Linked DNA regions of Homo sapiens: region 1 is linked to region 2. A link is an interaction called in ENCODE POLR2A ChIA-PET data of the cell type or tissue named here. Cell type or tissue: OCI-LY7. All regions are shown on one strand. Each heading gives the region's core, and the rest is flanking DNA. Links, peaks and the distances in the headings are about the cores only.

What was found. ChIA-PET counts read pairs that join two places held together with the same protein. Peaks named below come from ENCODE experiments on the same cell type or tissue, not always from the same donor. Only the 100,000 strongest peaks of a DNase experiment are listed, where the experiment ranks them.
Region 1: POLR2A ChIA-PET joins it to region 2 with 5 read pairs; 2 of 35 experiments call an interaction of 5 or more read pairs at or near these places.

Annotation. Positions count from the first base shown.
Region 1 is chr5:111,645,234-111,657,551 of GRCh38, reverse strand. The region is part of intron 1 of STARD4-AS1 (STARD4 antisense RNA 1); the gene reads right to left. Among named protein-coding and RNA genes, the nearest start is that of NREP, 110 kb to the left of the region's middle. In OCI-LY7, for the core only: no CTCF peak of the experiment used is centred there; no DNase peak of the experiment used is centred there.
Region 2 is chr5:111,698,538-111,710,855 of GRCh38, reverse strand. All of the region lies in intron 2 of STARD4-AS1 (STARD4 antisense RNA 1), which reads right to left. Among named protein-coding and RNA genes, the nearest start is that of NREP, 52 kb to the left of the region's middle. In OCI-LY7, for the core only: no CTCF peak of the experiment used is centred there; DNase peaks (open chromatin) are centred at 5,985 and 7,025; H3K4me3 peaks cover 2,134 bases; H3K27ac peaks cover 2,500 bases.

The sequences.
Region 1 (12,318 bases), core at 5,490-7,989, 53 kb after region 2:
ACAGTTCAGACTTTATCCAGTAAGCGGCGGGGACCAACACTGGAGTTTAAAATGACATGATAAGAATTTGATCCTGCGGCTGGGCGTGGTGGCTCATGCCTGTAATCCCAGCACTTTGGGAGGCTAAGGTGGGCTGATCACTTGAGGCCAAGAGTTCAAGACCAGCCTGGCCAATATGGTGAAGACCCATCTCTACTAAAAAATACAAAAAATTAGCCAGGTGTGGTGGTGCACACCTGTAACCCAGTTACTCAGGAGTCTGATGCAGGATAATCGCTTGAACCCAGGTGGTGAAGGTTGCAGTGAGCCGAGATCATGCCACTGCACTTCATCCTGGGTGACAAAGCAAGACTCTGTCTCAAAAAAAAAAAAAAAAAAGAATCTGATCCTGGTGTTTGGGACAGAATGGTCAAGAGGGTCCTGGGGACAGACAGTGCATTAATGAGGTTAATTATACAGGCCAGACATGAGGCAGTCAGAGTCTGAAGTGGGTTGTGTTGGGGGATGAGAGGGACACAGTGATTATTGCAAAATACAGCTTAATGATGGGCTACCTGATCTGGAGATTTTGAGGAACAAAGTATCTGCAGACACCAGTCATGCTGACACACTGTGTCTCCCCCTATGCTTGTGTAATAGAAGATGTGCCGACATTTCTAAAATAACTAAGAACAGTAATTTGTGTATATATAAACATTTACCATTCAGAAGGAGTGTGTAAGTCTATTGTCTCTTATCTTTACAGCAGTTTAGTAAAAGGTGGAAAGAAGTGGTGACCACTTTCTCAGATAAAGAAAGTAAAGATTAGAAAGGTTAAGCAAACTGCCTGCCCTTATATAGCTTAGAGTCAGCCTAAAGATTTGACCGAACTCTGTTCTTTGAGTTGGACTTCATCCCTAGCCTTTGGAAGGCTGGATAGTCTTCAAGGCTTTTAGCATTTCTGGACATGTTTATGATCAATGGTAATACCAACCACCAGATAAAATCAAATCTAATCAGTACAATGAAAATAAAACAAACAGGACTTACTATTTGAATGTATCACTAATTACCGAATATTCACTTTCAAATATAGGGTAGATTCCAGGCATAAAGTCAAAATCTACTTATGTGCTTTACATATTGAAATTCTAGCAGTTAGTAAAATTCTGCAATAACATGATTACTGTGAAAAACGTTAATTTTATATAGAAAAATTTTAAGTTGGCTTCTAAAAATATTCAGAAAGCATCTTATTGAAGCAGTAAACAAAGCTTCCATTTGTAGCAGTTTCAATAAAATTCATTTAGTAGATGATAAGAGAAGATAAGTCTTTATCTGATTAAATTACTACTAGGAAGAAAGGAATACTCAATGTCTGGGTGCCAACACCATTATTAGCAGTATCTGAGACTAGCAGAATTGTCCAAAAAATATGTTGTTCCTCAACTACCTGCACTGGAAGATGAGTGAGTATTTGGTATTGCAAATTTACAGTGTAATCATAGGAGAAATCTACTACCTGACAGTACTGATAAATTATTGTTCCTGCAGCAGGTCAAATTTTTTTAAATTGTCAATTAAAAAATTAATAAAATTGTCATAATTAAATTATTATTGGACTAGAAATATATTTTATGATGAAATGATATTTAAATTGAACTTGGATTTATTGAAATTTGATATGAAGACTTGACCATTGAACACTTTGTCTCCCACTAAACTATCTGATGTAACTAGCTAGGGAATATGAAAGCCCAGGTTCAAACTCAGTCACTGGCTTCATGCTTTGTCCTCTTCCCTTCCTACCATGCTTACTTCCACCAGCCAGGAAAAAAGATACACAGAAACTCTTAGCTTTTCAAATTTTTTAGATAGTATTGTTCTCTTATGAACCAGAGTTCCTTCAAAGCCTCAGTATTTGTAGTGAGGTCATGGCCAATTCGAGTCACCCAGAAATATAATTTGTGTTTCCTCCTAGAACCTTGAGTTGCCTCATTCCCAGAGCAAAAAGGTCCATGTGTTAATGCTAGCATTAACTGGCTTGAGTCTGGAAGGCGAGTTGATGCTGACTTAGAGTCTTATGCAACAATAAACACAGTACTATCCAGAATAAACTCTGAATGACCTAAACTAATTTCTTGGAAAGTGTTCTAGGTATTTTCCAAAAAAGACTAGAGAAATATAGGAAGTTAGCCAGTTTGGCATTGTTTTTTTGAAAAACCTGCCAAAAGTCTGGCCCCATTTGCCAGTGTCAACACTCTAGAGTGCAAACATATTCTTGTGCAAGGGACATTATGTAAGCTAGAAATTTATCTTAATTAGTCACTCTTTGTCCAAGGGTGGATGCTACAGAAGAAAGCCCAAGTGTTTTCAGAATACATGTACTTCAAAATCTCTGGTGAAGCTATTCTTAACTGCCCCTTTATGCAACAAGAGAGGAAGGCCCTTGGATAGCTTGACTGAAACAGTGTTCAAGGCCACTGGTGTTGGGGATTGTTGGTGGAACCTAGTGTGAGATCTCATTGCTTGCTTTATCTCTGTTCAAAGCATTAGAATGAAGAATGTGATGAAAGCCTTTTGCATCCATCCATGATGGGTTTTATTTCCTTATCCTTGTTTCCATTTCAGCAGCAATAACCAGATTGGAAGCATACCTGAAAAGGTTAGTCCTAGCTGAGCCTTGCTAACAGGAAGAACTTCTTAATCCCTAGGACCTTCAACTGAGAGGAGGTCTGAGTTTCACAACAAATAGCAATGTGGATAGGTGGAGAATACAGTCACATGCTGTATAATGATATTTTGGTCAACAACAGATGACATATACAGTGGTGGTCCCACAACATTGTAATATGTAATTTTACTGTATTTAAATTTACAATAAATCTGCTATATTTACTTTTCTATGTTTAGATACATATATACTTATTGATATGGTTTGGCTGTGTCCCCATGCAAATCTCAACTTGAAGTGTATCTCCCAGAATTCCCACATGTTGTGGGAGGCACCCAGGGGAAGGTGGTTGAACCATGGGGGCTGGTATTTCCCATGCTATTCTCATGATAGTGAACAAGTCTCATGAGATCTGATGGGTTTATCAGGGATTTCTGATTTTGCTTCCTTCTCATTCTTTCATGCCACCACCATGTAAGAAGTGCCTTTCTCCCTCCACCATGATTGTGAGACCTTCCCTAGCCACGTGGAACTGTAAGTCCAATTAAACCTCTTTCTTTTGTAAATTGCCCAGTCTTAGGTATGTCTTTATCATCAGTGTGAAAATGGAGTAATGCAGTACGTTGGTACCAGTAGAGTGGGGCATTGCTGTAAAGATACCCAAAAATGTGGAGGCAACTTTGGAACTGGGTAACAGGTAGAGGTTGGAACAGTTCGGAGGGCTCAGAAGACAGGAAAATATGGGAAAGTTTGGAACCTCCTAGAGACTTGTTGAATGGCTTTGCCCATAATGCTGATACTGGTATGGACATTAAGGTCCAGGCAGAGGTGGTTTCAGATGGAGATGAGGAACTTGTTGAGAACTGGAGCAAAGGTGACTCTTGCTATGTTTTAGTAAAGAGACTGGTGGCATTTGCCACAGAGACTTGTGGAACTTTGAACTTGAGACAGATGATTTAGGGAATCTGGTAGAAGAAATTTCTAAGCAGCAGAGCATTCAAGAGGTGACTTGGGTACTGTTCAGCATTCAGTTTGATGAAAGAAGCAGAGCATAAAAGTTCAGAAAATTTGCAGCCTGACAATGTGATAAAAAAGTAAAACCCATTTTCTGGGGAAGGAATTCAAGCTGGCTGCAGAAATTTGCATAAGTAGCAAGGAACCTAAGTTAATCCTCAAGACCGTGGGGAAAATGTCTCCAGGCCATGTAAGAGACCTTCACAGCAGCCCTTCCCATCACAGGCCTGGAGGCCCAGGAGGAAAATGTGGTTTCATGGGCCAGGGACTTGGTGCCTTGTGTCCCAGCTGCTTCAGCTATGGCTGAAAGGGCCAACATACAGCTTGGGCTACGGCTTCAGAGGGTAGAAGCCCCAAGCCTTGGCAGCTTCCACGTGGTATTGAGCCTGCACGTGCACAGAAGTCAAGAATTGACGTTTGGGAACCTCCGCCTACATTTCAGAAGTTGTATGGAAATGCCTGGATGCTCAGGAAAAAGTTTGCTTCAGGGGTGGGGCCCTCATGGAGAACCTCTGCCAGAGCCATGCAGAAGGGAAATGTGGGGTAGGAGCCCCCACACGGAGTCCCTACTGGGGCACTGCCTAGTGGAGCTGTGCGAAGCGGGCCACAATCCTCCAGACCCCAAAATGGTAGATCCACTGACAGCTTGCACCGTGCACCTGGAAAAGCCACAGACACTCAATGCTAGCCCGTGAAAGCAGCTGGGGGGAGGCTGTACCCTGCGAAGCCACAGAGGCAGAGCTGCCCAAGACTATGAGAACCCACCTCTTGCATCAGCATGACCTGGATGTGAGACATGGAGTCAAAGGAGATCATTTTGGAACTTTAAAATTTTGACTGCCCTGCTGGATTTCGGACTTCCACGGGCCCTGTAACCTCTTTGTTTTGGCCAATTTCTCCCATTTGAAATGGCTGTATTTACTGAATATCTGTACCCCCATTGTATCTAGGAAGAAACTAGCTTGCTTTTGATTTTACAGGCTCCTAGGGAGAAGGGACTTGCCTTGTCTAAGATGAGACTTTGGACTGTGGACTTTTGGGTTAATACTGAAATGAATTAAGAATTTGGGGGACTGTTGGGAAGGTATGACTGTTTTAAAATGTGAGGACATGAGATTTGGAGGGGTCAGGGGTGGAATGATATGGTTTGGCTGTGTCCCCATTCAAATCTCAACTTGAATTGTGGGTCCGAGAATTCCCGTGTGTTGTGGGAGGGACCCAGAGGGAAGTGGTTGAATCATGGGGGCTGGTCTTTCCCGTGCTATTCTCGTGATAGTCAATAAGTCTCATGAGATCTGTTGGGTTTATCAGGGGCTTCTGCTTTTGCTTCCTTCTCATTCTCTCATGGCACCACCATGTAAAAGGTACCTTTCACCCTCTGCCATGATTGTGAGACTTCCCCCAGCCATGTGGAACTGTAAGTCCAATTAAACCCCTTTCTTTTGGAAATTGGCCAGTCTCTGGTATATCTTTATCAGCAGCATGAAAACAGACTAATACACTTACTATTGTATTGCAGTTGCCTACAGTATTCGGTGTAGCAACATGCTGTGTAGGTTTACAGCCTAGGAGCAATAGGCTGTACCATATAGCCTAGGTGTGTAATAGGCTATACCATCTAGGTTTGTATAAATACACTCTATGATGTTTGCACAATGACAAAATCACCCTACAATGCATTTCTGAGAACATATTCCCATTGTTAAGCAATGCATAATTGTTCTATACTATCAAGTCATGTTAAGACTTATAATGATGTTAATCTTGACATATCAAGATGTTAATGTGGCATGTTTTAGGACAATAATTTCTTAGTAGGGTAGATCGCTAATCAGTAAAACTGAATTTCCTGTTTTTGTAGAACTTTGGGCAAGTCACTCTGAGCTCAGCTGACTTACTATCAAGTTGAGAGGTTGGTTGATGTGAGGCTGGTAACAAACCCTAAAATTGTGTGTGAACCATTGGACAGGAGTTCAGCTTACTGTGATATTGTGAAATATATATTTGGTCTTCCTCCAATCTCCTGGCATACAACTCTTAAAATCCTAGTAATCTTCAAAGCAATGTGTCTTTTTTTTTTTTTTTATTTTCTTAGATAGGGTCTTGCTCTGTCACCCAGGCTGGAGTGCAGTGGCATGATCTCAGCTCACTGCAGCCTCCCCCTCCCAGATTCAAGTGATTCTCCAGGCTGGTCTCAAACTCCTGGCCTCAAGCGATCCACCCACCTCGGCCTCCCAAAGTGCTGGGACAGCAGGCATGAGCTACCATGCCCAGCCCAAAGTGATGTGTCTTTGTGTATACTAATGTGTTGATTGATTGCTGGCTGCCCCAGGTAGCTTCATGGTGGAAGCTGGTCACTGGAAAGACCAAGGCATGATTCGAGGGTTGGGACTTTAAGCTTCACTCCCAGCTTTGGGAGAGAAAAAGGTGGCTAAGTGTTGAGTTGATCATCAATGCCCAATGATTTAATTAATCATGTTTACCTAATGAAGTTTTCATAAAAACCCAAAATACTGGGTTCAGAGAGCTTCTGGATAGCTGGCTGAATGAGTGGTTTCCAGAGGGTGGTGTGCCTGGAGAGGGCATGGAGGCTCTGCACTCCTTCCCTCATGCCTTGCCCTATACATCTCTTCATCTATATCCTCTGTAATATTCTTTACAATAGATTGGTAAATGTAAGTACGTGTTTCTCTGAGTTCTGCAAGCTGCTCTAGTAAAGTAATTGAACCCAAGGAAGGGATCATGGGAACCCCAATGTATAGCCAGCCAGTCAGAAACACAGGTAAAACAATCTGGGGCTTGTGATCAGCATCTGAAGTGAAGGATTGAGGGCAGTCTTGTGGGACTGAGCCCTCAACCGATAGGAGGTGATGCTATCTCCAGGTAGTGTCAGCATTGAATTGAATTAGAGGACACTCAGTTGGTGTCTGCTGCAGACTTAGTTGATTGCCTGGGGTATGGGAAAATAACCCCATACATTTAGTCACAAAAGTGCTCTGTATTGATTACTGAATAAAACAATGGGAAAGATGCTTTGGTAGTTTTTTTCTTATAACCACATACCTTTTTGGAAAAGGGCCTTCCAGTACTAACCAATGCAGTATCTGCCACACCCTATCCACTGCCCTTCCTTCAGGGATTAGAGTGAAAATAATCCATCTATTTCTGCAGTTCACACTCAAAACTTAGAGACCAGAAAGGGAAATTTTAAAAAAATCTTCCTTAGGCCAATGTCTCATTTTCCTCTGGCTTGCCCCCTTGTCTTTCAGCTCCAAATAATGTGGGCAAATGTTTATACTTGTGATTGACTTAATGGGAAAATAAAATGGGAAGACGAGGGTCAGGTTCCTCTGTCAATCCAGAGATCAGTTTACAACTCTGCTTTTCTACATTCTCTAGCATGGTGGACTTGCCCACGAGAGATGAGAATAATGAAACTTGTATGGGAAATCGTGTCCTCTGCTAAGCCAAGACCACCCAGTGGAAAAACAGAGGCCAAGCAAAGCCACAGGATAAATATTGAAAAGGATATCTACTTAGACATAAGAAATAAAATTCTTAATGTCTTATTTCTCCAAATTGTTTTTGATATAATCAGAAATTGTTTCCCCTGTTTACTCTACTTCTGTAGCTTCTTCTGAAACTGAACACTTTTTCCTTTTCAATTTTTATCTTGTATGGATCCCTTTTCTAACACCAGAGATGTTAAATGCTGCAGATCCTGCCAGTCAGTGACTCATAAATCTCCTTAGTATTAAAAATTTAAAACCTCATGGAATTTGGGCAAAACACAAAACTAGTATTGTCAGAATATTTGAAATTTTATAAAAATGAATATAAAGACTTACTTTAAATAGTATAGTGACTAAAGAAATTACTCATAGTAGTAGTTCTTATTTATTGAGTATCTACTATACATTTTAAGATACCATTGATCAAGTTTCACTAGAGCAGCCTCTGTTCAAAGGTATTTTTCAAAGCAAAAGCCTGGATCTTTCCAAAGGGGCTTCTGGAAAGTATTCAAAAAATTCAGAAGCATGTTTTCTTTTTGAGCCCTGAGTCTGGCACTGGAAATGGAATCATGGGGGTTTTGAGTCTTTCAAAACATAGTGGTGGCAACTGGTTGACAGTGAGCTATGGTGATCGTTGCCAACAAGTGGTGAGGAGGTCCTGGGAGAGGGAAGAGCTGGCCCAGTTTTGCCACTATGACCTTGTGGGTTTTCATGGCCCTTAATTACAGAGTGGGAGGCCAGATTTGAAGTGTCCTAAGTCAGCTAAGGCAGTGGACTGGATGATTGGATAACAGATTTGGGCTCCAAGGAGGGCTGGCAAGCTGCCTTTTTAGGAGCTTTCAACCAAGCACATTTGCCATTTTTCCTCCCCATCCACTTCTAGAGTAATTTTAAATAGTCATATATAGCATATATTCAGTGCTTGCTTTGTTTCAGGCTCTGTGTTAAGTAATCTACATGTATTATCTCACTTTTCCAAATTACAATTTATGAGATAGTTAATATCATTCTCTATTTATAGATAAGAAACTTGGGCCAGGTACAGTGGCCCATACCTGTAATCCCAACACTTTGGATGGTTGAGGTGAGTGGATCACCTGAGGTTAGGAGTTCGAGATCAGCCTAGCCAACATGGCAAAACCCCATCTTTACTAAAAATAGAAAAATTAGCCGGGCATGGTGATGGGTGCCTGTTATCCCAGCTACTCAGGAGGCTGAGGCAGGACAATCGCTTGAACCCAGGAGGTGGAGGTTGCAGTGAACTAAGATCGCGCCACTGCACTCTAGCCTGGACAAAAAACAATAACAAAAAAACTTATGGGCCAGGTGCAATGGCTCATGCCTGTAATCCCAGCACTTTGGGAGACTGAGGTGGGCAGATCACAAGGTCAAGAGAGACTAGCCTGGCCAACATGGTGAAACACTGTCTCTACTAAAAATACAAAAATTAGCTGGGTGTGGTGGCATGCACCTGTAGTCCCAGCTACTCAGGAGGCTGAGGCAGGAGAATCGCTTGAACCTGGGAGGCAGAGGTTGCAGTGAGTCAAGATCGTACCACTGCACTCCAGCCAGGTGACAGAGCAAGACTCCGTGTCAAAAAAAAAAAAAAGAAAATAAACCAAACTTATGTTCAGAGAGAGCTAATAGCTTGCCCAAGGTTACACAGCTAAATGGTAAATTCAGGATGTCTGACTCCTAGCCACTATACTACACCCTCCTGTAGAACAATTCCTCTCTTGCTTTACCAACTTCCACACTGCTCTTTTTTCCTAAATGCCTACACTTTTTCTTGTGCAATTTCTCCCACTATTGTAAATTACCAAGTAATATTAAAATTTTGGAGGTTTGTCTCACTTGGGAAGGTTAGATAGATCACTTGAATATGTTGTACTCTAAGTGGAAATGCCCTCCCTTAAGGTGGATAATCAGGCCAATCCACAATATTTATAAGTAAGAAGCCGAAGTCATCCAACAACTAACCAGAGATTCCAATTCTAACAGGTACAATGAAATATGATAGCTTATAGTGATGACAAGAGGCACTGCAAGATCCAAAACTACCTCTTAAATATTGATTTTGCTACTTATTAGGGCACTAATAATGTACATATTATTATAGTTCTGGTTCCAGCAACATGGGGAACTAATATGTGATATCTTCGTAATATAATTACATAGAAATTACAATAAACTATACAGCTGGAACAAAGCATAAAGTTTAAATCACAGCAGAGCTCTGAGAAAAAAGTTATATGCCAAAAATGAATGATGAAGTAAAAGTCAGAGCCCTAAGCAGCAGGTGTCTGATAGGTGGGCTACTTTTTGACAAGCTTTGATGCAGGGACCCAGGCTTTCCCTGTCTTATGGCTCCATCATCTTTATCATGTAATTTCTAAGGTCACCATGCTTATTTTCATTAAGCTGATGAAGGCAAAAGGAATACAAAGAATGGCCTTTTGGGGAAGTTTTATGGGCCAGACCTAGAAATGGCCTACATCACTTCCATTCTTATTCCACTGGGCACACATGACTGCAATGTGAAGTGTAGTCAGGCTGTGTTCCCAAGAAGAGGAGGAATTGAATTTGGAAATTAGCTAAAAGCCTGTGTCGCAGTAAGCAAAACAGCCCTACCATCTTATCATTCTAGATGCATGGGAGTTGGAAAAAGAAATATAAGCTCTTTTAAGTCTCAAGTGCTTACATTTTCAGGAATAGTAGATTGAGAAATTTTTAAGTAGACTAAGAGTTGAAAGTCTTTGCGGGTACATTCTTTTTTAACCTTACTTTTTACCTTTTTTAGATGGATTTGATGTCTCCATACTTTGATCAGGGTGAAAGGGTGATATCCAATTTTGCAGCAAGAGAGTACTTTACTTTTTCATCAATAAGTTTCTGCGTTCCCAATAGAGTTATTCCTTGATCCAGGAGAATCTGTTTTTCTTTCACTATTCAAAATTAGCACGCATTTGATGCTTTATGCAGAAAGTGTGAATGGATATGAATCAGGAGGTTAACATATCTGCATACGGGTTTAGAGGTAAATGAGTTCAAGTGCCAAGGCCAAATCTACTGAATTATAGATGTATTAAATCAGATAAAACATTAATTATTACATTTCTGGACATTTGCTTGTTAATTATCTAAGAATTTAGTTTTAATTGAGTACATGTGGACACAAAGAAGGGAAGAGCAGCACTGGGGCTTACTTGAGGGTGAAGGGTAGGAGGAGAGTACCTATCTACCTATTGGGTACTATGCTTATTACCTGGGTGATAAAGTAATCTGTACACCAAACCCCCATGACACCTATATAACAAACCTGAACACGTACCCTGAACCTAAAATAAAAGTTTAAAAAAGAAGATAAATAAGTAAATATTTTCTCTCAGAAAAACAAAAAGAATCTAATTTTACACAAAGCTTAAATATTTGTTTGATTTTCCTTAGTTTGCCTTAAAAATTTGAAATTCATCAGCTAGAGATATTAAATCAGAAGCTAAAGAGCAAAATCTAAGAAGGAGAGCTCGAAATACTCCTTTCCCTATCTGGAAGCTTTTGCAATTCTTTTTCTCCATGGGATGTGGAAATCCTTAAGATGGCCTGCCAGCCTCAGCCCAATGGAGGAAGGCTCTCTGCTCACTGGGTTCTAGATTTGCTGTTTTTCTTTCTCGTGGTAATGCTCTATCCTCTTCCTTGGGGCCTTGCCGTTGCTTTTTCCTCTGACAGGAGCACCATCTTTGCTAGTAAGCTCCTGCAGATATCAGCTTAAACCCCAAAACACAACCTCAGGAAAGCCTTTCCTGAACCACATGCTGGGTGAATGCCCTTGTAATACACTCTGTAAAACTTAGCACTTCCTTGTAGTAGTTTAGCATCCCTGCAACTAAATAATTAACTTATGAATTCGGTTGTCCAAAATTTGTTCTTCCTTGAGAATGTAAGTGCCACTGTGGGGGAGACCCTATTTGTCTTGTTCACCATTGTACCCTATTTGTCTTGTTCACCATTGTATCTCTAGTTCCTGGTTTAATGCCTGATTAAGACGGGCATCATCAGATGTTAATTTAATACATGAATATTGTGCTTTTCCATAAACAGTTTGAAGAGCCTTGCTTGTCTCCCTTTTATGCATCTCTATGACATTTTACCAAGTAGAAGGCTAGGAGAATACCCTTCACAGATCCTCACAGCTGAGAACATCCCTGTTCCCTAGTTTCTCTTTGCAAGGACCACTGGTGGCTCCCAGAACCCCTAAGTGTTCCAAATACAGCCCTACAGCACCTTCAAGGGGAAGAAAAAGGATGGTCAAGTGTTGTTTTTGGCCAGCCACATTGAAGAGGTTTAAGAAGTGTGATACATCAAGCCTCTCGAATTGTGCCTGCACTTGTTATCAGAATAGGACAAAGCCCAAGAAACCAGAAGATGTATCAAAGGTACTTCAGATCCTGAGGTAGAAATGGGGGCTGTGCCTCCTAGTATATTGCTAATAATACTGCTGGTCTAATTCCCCAGTCATTCTCTTTATAATCCTAGGGGTAAAATGCTGTTGGGTTGGGCTACAGGAAGGCTGAGGTCTGAGGAAAAGTGCTTCTCACGCATTCTCCTTATCTGCTCTCCATTCAACCATCTGAGGGGACTTTGCAATCTTAGAGAAAAAGGAATTTTTTTAATCCTTTCATGATTTCATTTCTGTCCTTGCCAGAGGGATAACTGAGAATTTTGTCAAGGCCACAGCTGCACGGGGTTGTCTCAGGTCAGTCAGAAAGACTGATCCACCCCTTAGAGTGAGACTAAATAAAACTGTAAAGTTAATAGGGTTGCGTGTTTCACAAAGATCCCTGAGAAGACTTAGGTCACCCAGGGCTACCTGACCACAGTGAGCTCCACGTGTGGACTTGACCTGGGATTCCCTTACAGCCAGGGCAAAGAACAAAATACCCCAAGAGAGGTGTTCTTTCTGTGATCTACAAGTGGGTGTCTGCGTTTCTGCTCTTAGTTTCCATTTAAAATTTCATTATTTGGCTTTTATGGGATGATAGATGTGATTCCGATTCTTGCTTCAACTATTTCTGGAGTAATAGGTGATTAAATTGCACACTTTTTTCTTCTAAGCCCTAAGAGGTGTTTGAAACTAACGTT
Region 2 (12,318 bases), core at 5,619-8,118:
ACTCAAAAGAAAATATTTTGATGTAAATCTAACAAAATGTGTGCAGGACTTGTATAATGAAAACTACAAAATGCTGATGGAAAAAAATCAAAGAATATTATAAACTTAGAGACACACCATTTTCATAGATTGGATGATTCAACATGGTAAAGATGTCAGTTCTTTTCAAATTGATATATAGCTTTAACAAAACTTCTACCAAAAATAGGCAAATAGTATCAGCAAGACTATTTTTAGATATAGACAAGAGTATATGTATATAAATTTTATATATATATATAAAATTATATGTTAAGGCAAAGGAACTGGAATAGCTAAAAGAATTTTGGGAAATAATAAAGAAGGAATGAGGCTCTGAAATTTCACTTATACAACTACAAGACTGTGTAGTATTCACAAGGGGATACATTTGTAGATCAATGGAACAGACTAGAGAACCACAAAGAGACTTACATATATTTGCCTGGCTGATGTTTGCTAAAGATGGAAAGGCATTTCAATAGACTAGGAAAGACAGCCTTTTCAAGAAAAGGTGCTGAAGCAATTGGACATCCATAAGGAAAAAGAATGAAACTCTACCTGTCAGACAACTTATATGTTTATTAATTCAAAATGGATCACAACCTTAAATGTAAAATATAAAACTAAAAAGTTTTGAAAAACACATAGAGGAAATATTCGAAATCTAAGGCTAGGCAAGGAGTTCTAAAACTTGACTATAAAAGCATGGCCTATAAAAGGAAAAAATTATAAACTGGATTTCATCAAAATTAAAGTCTTCTGTCAAAGACCATATTAAGAGGTGGAAAAAATAAGATATAAACTGAGTAAAAATATTTGCCAACCACATTTGAAAAGAAATAGTATATGGAATATATAAGGGACTCTAAAAGCTCACCGATACACTCACACATTGCTAGTAGGAATGTAAAGTGGTGAAATAGCTTTTGGTGAGCAGTTTGGCATTTCTCCAAAAATTAAACATAGTGCCGTCATATGACACAGATTCGACTCCTGAATATATGCCCAACAGAAATGAAATATGTGCATACAAAAACTTATATATGAATGTTCATAGCAGCATTATTTATAATAATCCCAAAGTGTAAACTAAATTATCAATAAACAGATATACAAAATGTGGCATATCTATACAATGCAATATTATTCAGCAATAAAAAGGAAGGAAGTACTGATACATGCTACATCATAGACAAATCTTGAAAATATAAGCCAGGTAAGAGAAGGTAGTCACAAAAGGCCACATAGTGTATGATCCTATATATATTTAATGCACAGGATAGGCAAATCTATAGAGATAAAACACAGCTTCGAGGTCGTTAAGGTATGAGGGAGGCAGAAATGGGAAGTGATTGCTCATGGAGATGGAGTTTCTTTTGGAGCTGATTAACGTGTTCTGAAATTACAGAATATGTGATGGTTACACAACCTTTTGAATATGCTAAAACTACTAACTTGTATATTTTTAAAGGGAGAATATTATGATGTGCTAATTATTTATCAATTTTTAAAAGTTAAACAGTAAACAAAGCAAACAATTCAATCCTAAATTGGCAAAAGACAAATGAGATTTCACCAAAGATAATATGCAGGTGGCAAATATGTACAAGAAGATGTTCAACATTATTAGCTATTAGGGAAAAGCAAATAAAAACCACAATGAGATATTACTACACACCTATCAGAATAACTAAAATAAGAAATAGTGACAACATCAACTGCTGATGAGGATGAGGAAAAACTAGATCACTCATTCATTGCTGGTGGGAATGTAAAATGGGACAGCCCCTCTGGAAAACAGATTGGCAGTTTCTTTAAAAACTAAATGTACAACCAACCTATGACCCAGCAGTTGTACTCCTGGTGATTCATTCATGTAAAAGCCTATACATTAATATTTATAGCAGCTTGATTCATAATAACCCTAAACTGGAAACAACCCAGATGTCTTCTAACAGGCTAAATTGGGTACACTTATACCGTGGAATACTACTCAGCAATAAAAAGGAATGAACTGTCAATACATGCAACAACTTGAATGAATCTCCAGAGAATTCTGCTGAGTGAAAACATGCCAATCTTCAAAGTTATATACTGTATGATTTCTTATATGCATCTGTCATGTTTTCTTTTACAGTTTTGCAAACTGCTTTTCCAAAAGTGTATACCACGTTAAACTCTTTATCAATAGAGTAGGCATGGATGCCTGTCCCAGAACACCTTCATCAGGTGTGGAGTGCACAACTGGTTTTTAATTTCTGCTAAATTTGTAGGTGAAAAATAGTACCCTCTTGCCTCTGTGCTTATTTATTATTGATGCTGAAAATATTTAAATGTTTTTAAATCATTTATATGATTCTATGATTAGTCTATTCATCAAGGACGAAGGGATTCCTCTGGCTCATCATGCATGAAGCAGTGGGCACAAGAAACACTATGAGCTGGTTAAAATTGGTTATAATTTGTTAAAAGTTACCATGAAACTAACAAACGGGTTGGAGTGTCAGGGGAATCCTGAGGTGAAATATAACCAAGAAGTCGAAAAGATGAACAGTACACCAAAGCAAAGTCAGAGGTGGGGTCCAAGATTTAGGCTTGGTGGGGGATGGTCAGGAAGTGATTTATTTATAGATAGCAATATTATAGCGGGAATCTTGTAAGCCAAGAGCTGAGTGTAGCTTTTTCAGGTGGAAAAAGGAGCAGGGATGCAGGTAAATATACAAAAATTGTGCAAGAATCAAATAACATAAAAGTACAAATGGCAGAAAGCTAGAGAGGCACCCCAGGGCACAGTTTTAATTCCAGAAACAAGGTTTTATTGTTTCAGTAGAGACGTAGCCTTTAACACAAATACAGCAGGGGTGTGGTTGTTTGAAGGCATTTGTGACTAGGTTGTAGATTGGGAAATGCAAAATGTGAGACTGGTGAATGTGTATGCACTTTCATTGGTGAATAAAAGCAGAGAATTATTTACACTGCTTAGGAATGAAGGTGCCAAATAAATGCTGACTGTGCTTAAGAAAAAGGGTATAAAGTTAGAAGAAGAAAAAGTGATTCCTATACATTAAGTTCTCAATCTATAAAACTGCAAGGCTAGAGAGCCCTCCTGTGAATACACATGGATGAACAGGATCTAAATTATACCTACAAGGAATGAAAATAGGCCAATATCCCAGAATCTCTATGTTGGAGAGCAGTAGAGACATCTATCTAATTCTCTGCCCTCAGCATAAATCTCTTTTGAAATATTTGTTTCTGTTAAGACCTTGAATAGCTTCTCCTTGGGTACTGCCCTTGATAGAAATTTATTTCGGCAAAAGATAACTTAATCTGTTTTATAATACTATGATTTCCAGAAAATTCTCCCTTTGAATTGACTCATTTCTATTCTCCTTCATAAATGTTATCAATAGCTCTCCCTCTGGAACCACATGAAACAATGGCAATAATACCTTTACATTTAAAAAGTTCTGACTATGTGACTCTATGTACATTATATTTTTTAGTTCCCACAACATTCAAAATAGGTAGTTTTTATTATCCTTACCTTTCCTATAAAGAAATGGAAAGCAAAAGAGATTGTGTAATATTCCCCAGTCAGTGCATGGTGACAGCCACTATTTGAACCAAGACTTGTGTCTCTGTCTGTGTCTCAGGCTCTTTTCTCTTGAGAATTTGTTAGGTTCTGCTAAACTGCCTTAGAAGTCTAATCCTGTATCCTTGTGAGAGTTAAGTTTTAGAAGCCAGCTGTTCCATAAGACTTATAGATTTCTGCCACTGAAATACTGTCACATCTGCTTCTAGTGATTTCTTTATGAAAAAGTATGGTCAGATTACATAAAAGAACAGAGAGCTGGGATTTCAGATTGTGTGAACTCTTTGGGGTCTCCTTATCAATAGATGTTTGTTTAATAAACGTCTGGGAGATGTGTGGCAGAATTTGGTTGGAGACCTGCTTTTGTTATAACCTGGTAGGGATTTTGTGAGAGGGTAATATCACTAACCCACCCATCACGAACTATTATCTACCAAAGTACCTACCATTATCTACAAAAATAAACAAAGAACCTCAGAGTCAGTGAATGATCACGCTGGCTCAGGAGAATTCGCAACAGCTGGTCTTAAAGACAGGTTTTTTTGTTTGTTTGTTTGTTTGTTTGTTTGTTTGTTTGTTTTTCCCAGGAGTGATCATAAAAGACTAAGCGATCAGATTAGTGTAGAACGGAGGCAGGCAATCAGCTTCCTCTCTGCATATTCTCCTCTCCTCATAGCCTAAGATTGCAGCAGCTCTTGGCAGGTTCAGCATTCTGTAATCTCCAATGGAGCCTTGAGGACTCGACCTCCAGCCAGGACACTTTCATACTTGCTGAAGTTCCATCTCCACCCTGGACAAACTGCTGGAAGTTTTTTTTTGTTTCACCCAAAGACAGCTTTTCTACCTAGAAAAGACTATTCAGTCATTTATTTTATTTTGAAAAATTGATATTCATTTTATTAAAGTCACCAATTTTTAATAACCTCATTCTTCCTTAAGCTTTAAGTTCAATTTACAAATCCTCTTATTCTAGTTATGCCTAGCACTTTTAGCAATCACTCTAATTGCCTTTGAACAATACTTGATCCCATTTAAAAACTAGTTAATTAAACACTTTCACATATTTTATACTGCATTTATAAGTTTAATGCATTTTATTTCTCTTTAGAGTAATTCAATTGCCTGATTGGCAAACTTTCCCAAGGACGAAGTAATCTATATAAATCTAATAAATTAAGTTTATAAATATCGTGAACTCTGAGTTCTCTTAAGTGCCACAGTAGTATATATATAGTAAGAATTTCACTGCAAACCAGAAGTCTGAATTAATTACTTAATTAGATATTTTAAATTGAAGTTACAATGCTATCACTCAAGTGCAATTTCTAAACATTACAATAAAAATTGAATATTATTTCCATAATTCAAAAGTATTAATATCGCTGGATTTTAATTTTCTAAAATATTTCTCTACTTAATTTGCAATTCTGAGTTTGAAAGATGCTTATCTCTTAAGGAGGGATAGTACCATCCTAGTTAAAGTAGGTACTAATGATCAGAATTTTTGGCTTGGGCCCTAAATGGGATGCAATAAATCTCATTTATATTTGATTCCATAAATTCAAGGAAGGTGTGGCACATGGCCTACATCTTTGGATTTAAGCCATATACATTACCTATTTCTTCCTTAGTCTATTCACAGAAATCTGCGACTCTCTTATTCCTGCCAAAATGATCACATGATTGACTCTTTGTCTCTCAATATATGAAATCAACTTCCTGCCCAGGCCTAAAGATCTTTGACCATAGCTAGATCCCTGCATTCTTTTTCATTGATTTTCTAATATTACAAATATTAAAATGAATTTTGGATGTTTCCTATGTTACTGGAAGTCACAGTTGATATGGAAATTTTACTGACAGACTTGTTTTTAACCTAATCTTTGGTTTTTATCTGACTTAATATGAAATCATTTTGGATCCTAACTCTGCTCTCTTCTCCAGTTTCATATCATCCTTGGATTTGATAAACTTGTCATTGTTATCTAAGGTATTGATAAGAATGTTGACTGAAACAGAACCCCATATGGCACTTTGGGAAGACTCTCTTCAGTTTGTCTTTGGTCCATAAATCGGCTCCCTTCAGGGATGTCATACCTGCCTGCACATGGAACTTATTTGGACTGCTTACTAAAACTCGATTTTTGGACTTCACTCTTTAGCCTAAAGGGTTGTGCCACAGGCATCTTGAACTATTTAACAACATCCCTAGGTGACTCTTAAGCAGCTGTTTTGGCATCAGTCCAAAGACCAGCTTTCAAAGCTGCTGCCTCTGTTTCTCTGTCTTGACCAAGGACAGAACTTAGACATTATCCAGTGCCATAAGTCCAGACTCACTAGGTCTACAGTACCCCCATCCACCTGTTGATTAACCATAGCCTTAGAGGAAATAACAGTCTGGCATTACTTCTCCTTATAGTGCAGACAGGTTCTAAAAGATCATCTCCTATCTCACCACTTGCTCAGGAGAATCCCCAGAGATCAACGTTAAATTCATTCACTAGTGTTCATTCTTCAATATCTGCCTTATTTTCTTTTATAAAGTTAGGTCATTTCCTCCCTTCATGCTATCCTCCTCCTCTACCACATCCTCTAGTACTGTCCCTGGTCTTCACGGTTGGTTTCTCAACAATTATCTGTGGTGGATTAGTGATCTTATTGTCAGCTTTCTCTAACCCATGAATGTAAGTTTTCCAGGCCTGGGGAAACAAACAACAAATAGTTATATATTTTAAAAATAATAAAGCCATATCAAAGAGAATTCCAGAATAAAGATGCACAAATTAGGCTCCCAATCAACAATACTAGTTGTCTTGGATACATAAAACAGAACTTGTCTGGTTTTTATCTGAATACTTCATTGACAAAATGATCCTTCTGCACTTATGGTTGATAATGACTCTACTGTGCTCTTTGTGTTCTTATTTTGTTTGGTATTCCCATAAACTTGGCCTTTTTTTCCACACTGCCTATCCTTGATACCTTCTTTTTCCAATCATTCTAATCTAAACATTCATAATGGAAATGCATTTTATCTTATGAAAAATACTGTCACCAGAACATCACCCCTTATGAGACCATCTTTTCCCAATCCCCACACTTAACTGACCTTTCATACATAACTGGCCAGTCCAAGATGTCAGAGCGGACACTCCCTAGATTTGGAGGAAGAGTGATCCAGGAGACCCAAGAGCTGGAGGGTCTGCACCAAAATCGGCTGAGGATCAAAGAAGTTTCAGTCCTAAATAGTATGTGTCCAAGGGCCAGCAGAGGACTCAAGATAGTTCCTGCAGCTCTCCCCAAGTCGAGGTGCAGCAACTCCTGTGCACCTTGCCTCACATTTGTCCAATGCATGCTGGCAATGTGAAATGAGGTTTCCTTTCACATACAGCCTGACAGTTGACAGACAAGGACTTTACTTTCACTTCACTGCTGGGTTCTTCAGCAGTTTCCTCTTTTGAGATTTCAGTTAAGCCAAGCAGATGTTTTCCAGGTGTCAGGTTTTTCTGGTAAACATAGCCTTCTACTACTAGAGTAGGTGAGAGCTATATGCCCTCTTCGAATAGTTCTCTACCTATGTGTATATTGTAATAAAAAATTATATGTATTATAGTGACTAATAGACTCAGTGCTCTCTCACTTTGTAAGCAATGAGGTACCAAAACAGTAAGACAATTCATTCTCTAAACTTGCTAAAGTCCTCACTCTTCATTCTTTCTGGTGTCTTAACACACACCTTGTATACAAGAAAGGTTTCTGCTGAGTGAAAGGTAACAATGTTGATGAGGCTCAGCTAGCCTTCAGGTAGAATCACGCATCTAAGTGTCCAGGGAACACAGGACCAAACAGCATTCCAGATCAAGGGCACCACCCCCACAGATGTTAGGCTGCTAGGTTTCCTATAACTCATTAATGCAGGGGAAAAACATCTGCCTAAATCTTCCTGATCAAACATCTATCTTGAAAAATCTCTAATTCCAATAGAAAAAAAGTATTTGCTAATATGCTTTGCCCTAATTAAAAACTCTCTAGTGCATATTTAGATAGCAATATTTGGAGCTATTGCTCATATGTGGATTTCTGATTATGGGGTTTCATATGCTAATTAACACCCCTAGAGTATATATTAAGGTTCATTTGCAAACATATACATGGAGCTGTATAGATTGACATATTTTACAAAAACAACAGAAATGATTATCTCTTCATAGAGGTCCTCCTCGAGGTCTCTTGCCTGGTTATCCCTTGATGATTGTGCTGCTCCTGGTAGACCCTCTGCCTGGTTCAGGGCTCCCTTCTCCCCTCCCTTCCTTTTCTTTCCAGCCTCCCTAACTTTATTCCAACTTCTGCTTTATCCAAAAGCTCAATCTTCTTTATTTTCTCTCACAAAAGACCTTAATGGCCCTTCGGTAAGAAACTTGACTATGTTTAAACAGGAGCCCAAATCTTCACCATCAAAAAAACTGGCCTTACTTCACCAACGTATGGAGGTCTTAGTCCTCAGAAACATAATCACTCAATCCATTTGATGCCTGGGATGAACAGGGGATGTTTGCATTCTACCCTGAGGAAGGTCACTTTATATCTTAGAATGTGCCAAGAGGTAGTTAGTTGAGATTTTATCCCCAGGACAGCTTAATTCATATCCTGAATCATCTACAATCAGCTCACCTTTATAGGTGAGTGGACAGGTGGTAAGAGGGTGAGTAGGGTTAGGAGGTGGGAAGGGTCATGAGAAAGAAGGGTGCATGGGTGGAAGGTGAGAGGGTATGGGGGTAGGAGGTGGGACTTTGGGTAGTACTCTGGATGGTTGGGCCTTTCTAGGGCCAGGGAGATATCTGTAGCACTCCAAACCTATTAGAATTCTCCGGTCCATTATATCTTATAATCCAACCGCTTAAATCCCTTCTTTCTTTTTCTCCCTTAAGCTTGGAGTCTTTGCTTAGCATGCTGATAATACTTCTATGATTCTGGAGAAAAGGAAGCCATTTTAAGTAGAAGTAAATGGAACAAAGTTTTTGTAAATTCTTATTATGACGCTAAACAGAGAATTTTGCAAGATACTGAAATTCTTGCCTCATTATAGAAGACACTGTATGCAGAGAAGATGGCCAGTGACAGAAATGAGACTCAGAGAAAGAAAAACAGCAGTGTTTCTAAAGGTTGAATTAAATTGAAATTCTGAATAAACAGGTAATAGGATTTATCATTCTGTAATAGAAGCATCATATTGCCAGGCAAGCTAAAAAAGTATAATTTTGTGGTTCTCATTCCTGTGGGAGTATTATTGACTCAGGTAAATGAAACCATGTTCACTGAAAAAGTATCTATAAAACCTGTCAATTAGAAAAGTATTGTTGAGAGTCCACTGACTGCATCTTCTTGATCTCCTGGAATATTTGATTTTTAGCTACCTTCAGGAAGAGAGTGAGATTGGTGTCTGCCATCCATCACCCACACATGTACATGAGCCACCTAACTTCATAGCACCTGGAACCACCCATAAGGCTTGATTTCAAATTCAGGGAGATGTTTTTCTCATTAAAAAAAATTTGAGAGTTTTTGCATATATTTGCATGTTGACTTTCAAACATATGAAATCATATGTACAAAAACAAGTTTGATTGCATCTTACTATTTTGTAGGCTAAACTCACTTGAAAGAATTGGCATGTGTAAAGAATTCTAAATTGATTAGGTTCTGAAGTATAGAAAAACAAAAATTGGGATACAGGGACTTAAAGAGAAAAGAGAAGTCATTTTAAAACCTTCCTAAATTCAGAAATAGAACCATCTAAAAAGAGATTTAAACCATAAACAAGCTAATTAAATCCAAACTTTCAAAATATCCTTTTGTTTAATATTACTGTATTCCTGTATTCATTTCAATAACAGAAAGACCTTTTTTTTTTCTCCTCACCCTGGGAATTCTAGGAGATTTCCCTAAGTTTATTGTCAAACTGCAGAAGCATCTGGAAAGAGTAGACACAGACCGCAGTGGAGTCTTGACATTCTAATGTCATTGAGAAACATTTCTATGTGACTGCTGTCACTTTGTGGAAATGAAAATAAATATAAAGCAGTTGATTATAATAAGGTTAACAAAAGGGTGCTTGCTCCTTCTTGGTTTTAAATTTCCTCTGAAAGAAGAATGCCTTGTGTTTTGGTTTCTTACCAAATACCTATGATTGACCTCCCTTATTTTCAGAATTTACATAGCATCTGTTACTAAATTTTTCAGAAGTAAGTTTGTTTTTCCCTTTTTTTCCAACTATAAAGGCAAAAGGTAACTGGGAAAATAAGTTCAAATGTTTTAAGAAGGTGAAACCATTCCCAAATCACATAGCCAAGAGATAACCTCTTTATTTTCCAAATCTCTCTGCTTATATATATAACACATTATACGTATCTCATGATTTTGATTTCAAAAGTCCAGTTCTTTTAGATATACTGCATGCAACTTACTTTTTTTTTAACTGAACAACATATTGTGAACATTTTTTCATGCCAGTTTATGCATCTCTCGCTTGTTTTGAATGTCTGCTTAGTATTCTGGGTTTTTTTCACTATACCACAATTTAATGAACTAGTACCATATTGAGAGACTTTTAAGTAATTTCCACTCACTCATTATTATAGACAATTCTGCAATGAAAATAATTGCATAAATTATCTTTGTGACCATGTGTAGGCATTGCAGTAGCGAGGCAAGGAAATGGTTTCTCCTCTAGAGCCTCCAGAAGTAAAATTGTAAGGAAAAAGAATAGGCAAAATTAAAGTTTTCAAACCTTTTACCAAACTACCCCCACAAAGATTGTACTAATTTATACAACCACTAAAAGCAAATTTGAGGGCTCCAGTATATTTTAAGCTTCCTATGTATAGGTGCATTGTGCTAAGCCATTGCAGATGGCATGATGCCATATCATGAGTACCTACGCCATATGGAGCTACACCCTGGCCCTGCAGAGTTCACAGGGCCACGTGTGCAGCCCAACCGCTCCGGAGCACAATTCAGTCAGCTACTGCAAGGAAAGCAAACATTTCTTTGGCTTGGCTTTCAAATCAATGAAGCCCTTCTTTGCAGTGGAGCCGAAGTCTGGGGCTCTGACTCAGAGCCACTGGACCCATTTACAAGTTATGGGTGAAATAGCAAGCCTGAAATCTCAGAAAGCTGATGTTTCTAAGATGGAAGGGATGGAGAGGGTTGTGGTTTACTTAAGCCGACCATAAACTTAAGTTCTACTCCTAATTTCATTGTTGAATCATTGAACTCCTAATTTTCATTGTTGAGGAGGAACAAAAAAGAAGTGTAGCTTTATTGGCTTTCAAACTTCAAATACTTTTAAATACACACACATAGTCACCTACACACAAACATACACATATACACATATATATCCCCCAACAAACATACACATATACACACACATACTCACCCACAAACATATACATACACATACAGAGCATATAAAGTACATTTATTCATTCATTAATTCCCATTCACCCAACACTCACTAAGCTGCTATATGCCAGGCATCATACTAGATAAACAGAGAAGGAGGAACTGGTGGGGAACAAGGCTTGTGGCCAAACTGATGCTGTGAATCCATCTCTAGTGGCCACTAAGTGTGTTAATTATTCAGAACCACTTTTCTCTACAGAGTAGAAATTTTTCTTGAGAGGGTGAAGGGCGTGACTGTTGAGCAATGCCTGGGAAAAAGAATGTGGGTCCTGGAGTTTCAAGCATAATTGGGTGAAGAAGTGGGAGGGGCACTCTGTATGCAAGGAGACAAATGCACAGCAACAAGAAAGAACAAGTTAAGGAACAACTGTGGAGAAAGCAAGCAGGGAGGTTTAGGGCAGGCTAAGGAGCATCTCTAATATGGGGCCATGGTGTTTGAACCTTTGTAGGGAAAACACTGAAGGAGTTTGAGGAGGCCAGCAACATCATGTGTCATCTGTATTCCTTTGTTCTCTGAAGAATGAATGTGCAAAGCTACCAAGTGCCATTTAGCTGCTCCAGGGGCTGGCTGGTAAAGAACATGGACAATTCCTGATACAGAAAGACAGGCGTACCCTCGGGCTTTTTGGATGCATAGCTCATGTGTTTAGACCTGTTATTTTGGCATGCAGAAAGCTGACCTGCATGGTTTTGAGTCTAGGGTGGCATAATGGGATGGACAGAATGGTGAAGAAGTACTTGAGGACCATACAGTATACTGTAATGAACACTGAACTGGAAGTCAGGGGACTTGAGTTCTACATACAACTTCCCAGCAATGAGCTATATACCATGCAAACTTAAGCAAATTAATACCATGTGTCTCTGGGACTCAGTTTTCCCACCTGTGAAATAAGGGTGTGAGGTGGACCATGTTTGGCAAGGGTGGGATATGCAGTTCAACTGTGCTGATGACACCTGAAGCATTTTCACTGTGACTCTAGGCCTGGAAACCCTGGGTTTCTGGGCTGACAACGATGCTTATAACAGGCAACATTGTACAGCTCAAGTTTCTCTTCACCCACTCCTCACTAAGTGATCACATGCCTTAGTTTCTTTCTTTGCAAACAACAAGTCACTGAGCAAACCTTACTGGCTATTTGGTCCAACAGCACAAGCCAGGAGTTCAGAGCCAGGACTAATGAATACCACTGCTGAGTTGCCAGATGGGAGGCAGGGGGCACTGTCGGATGGATGGT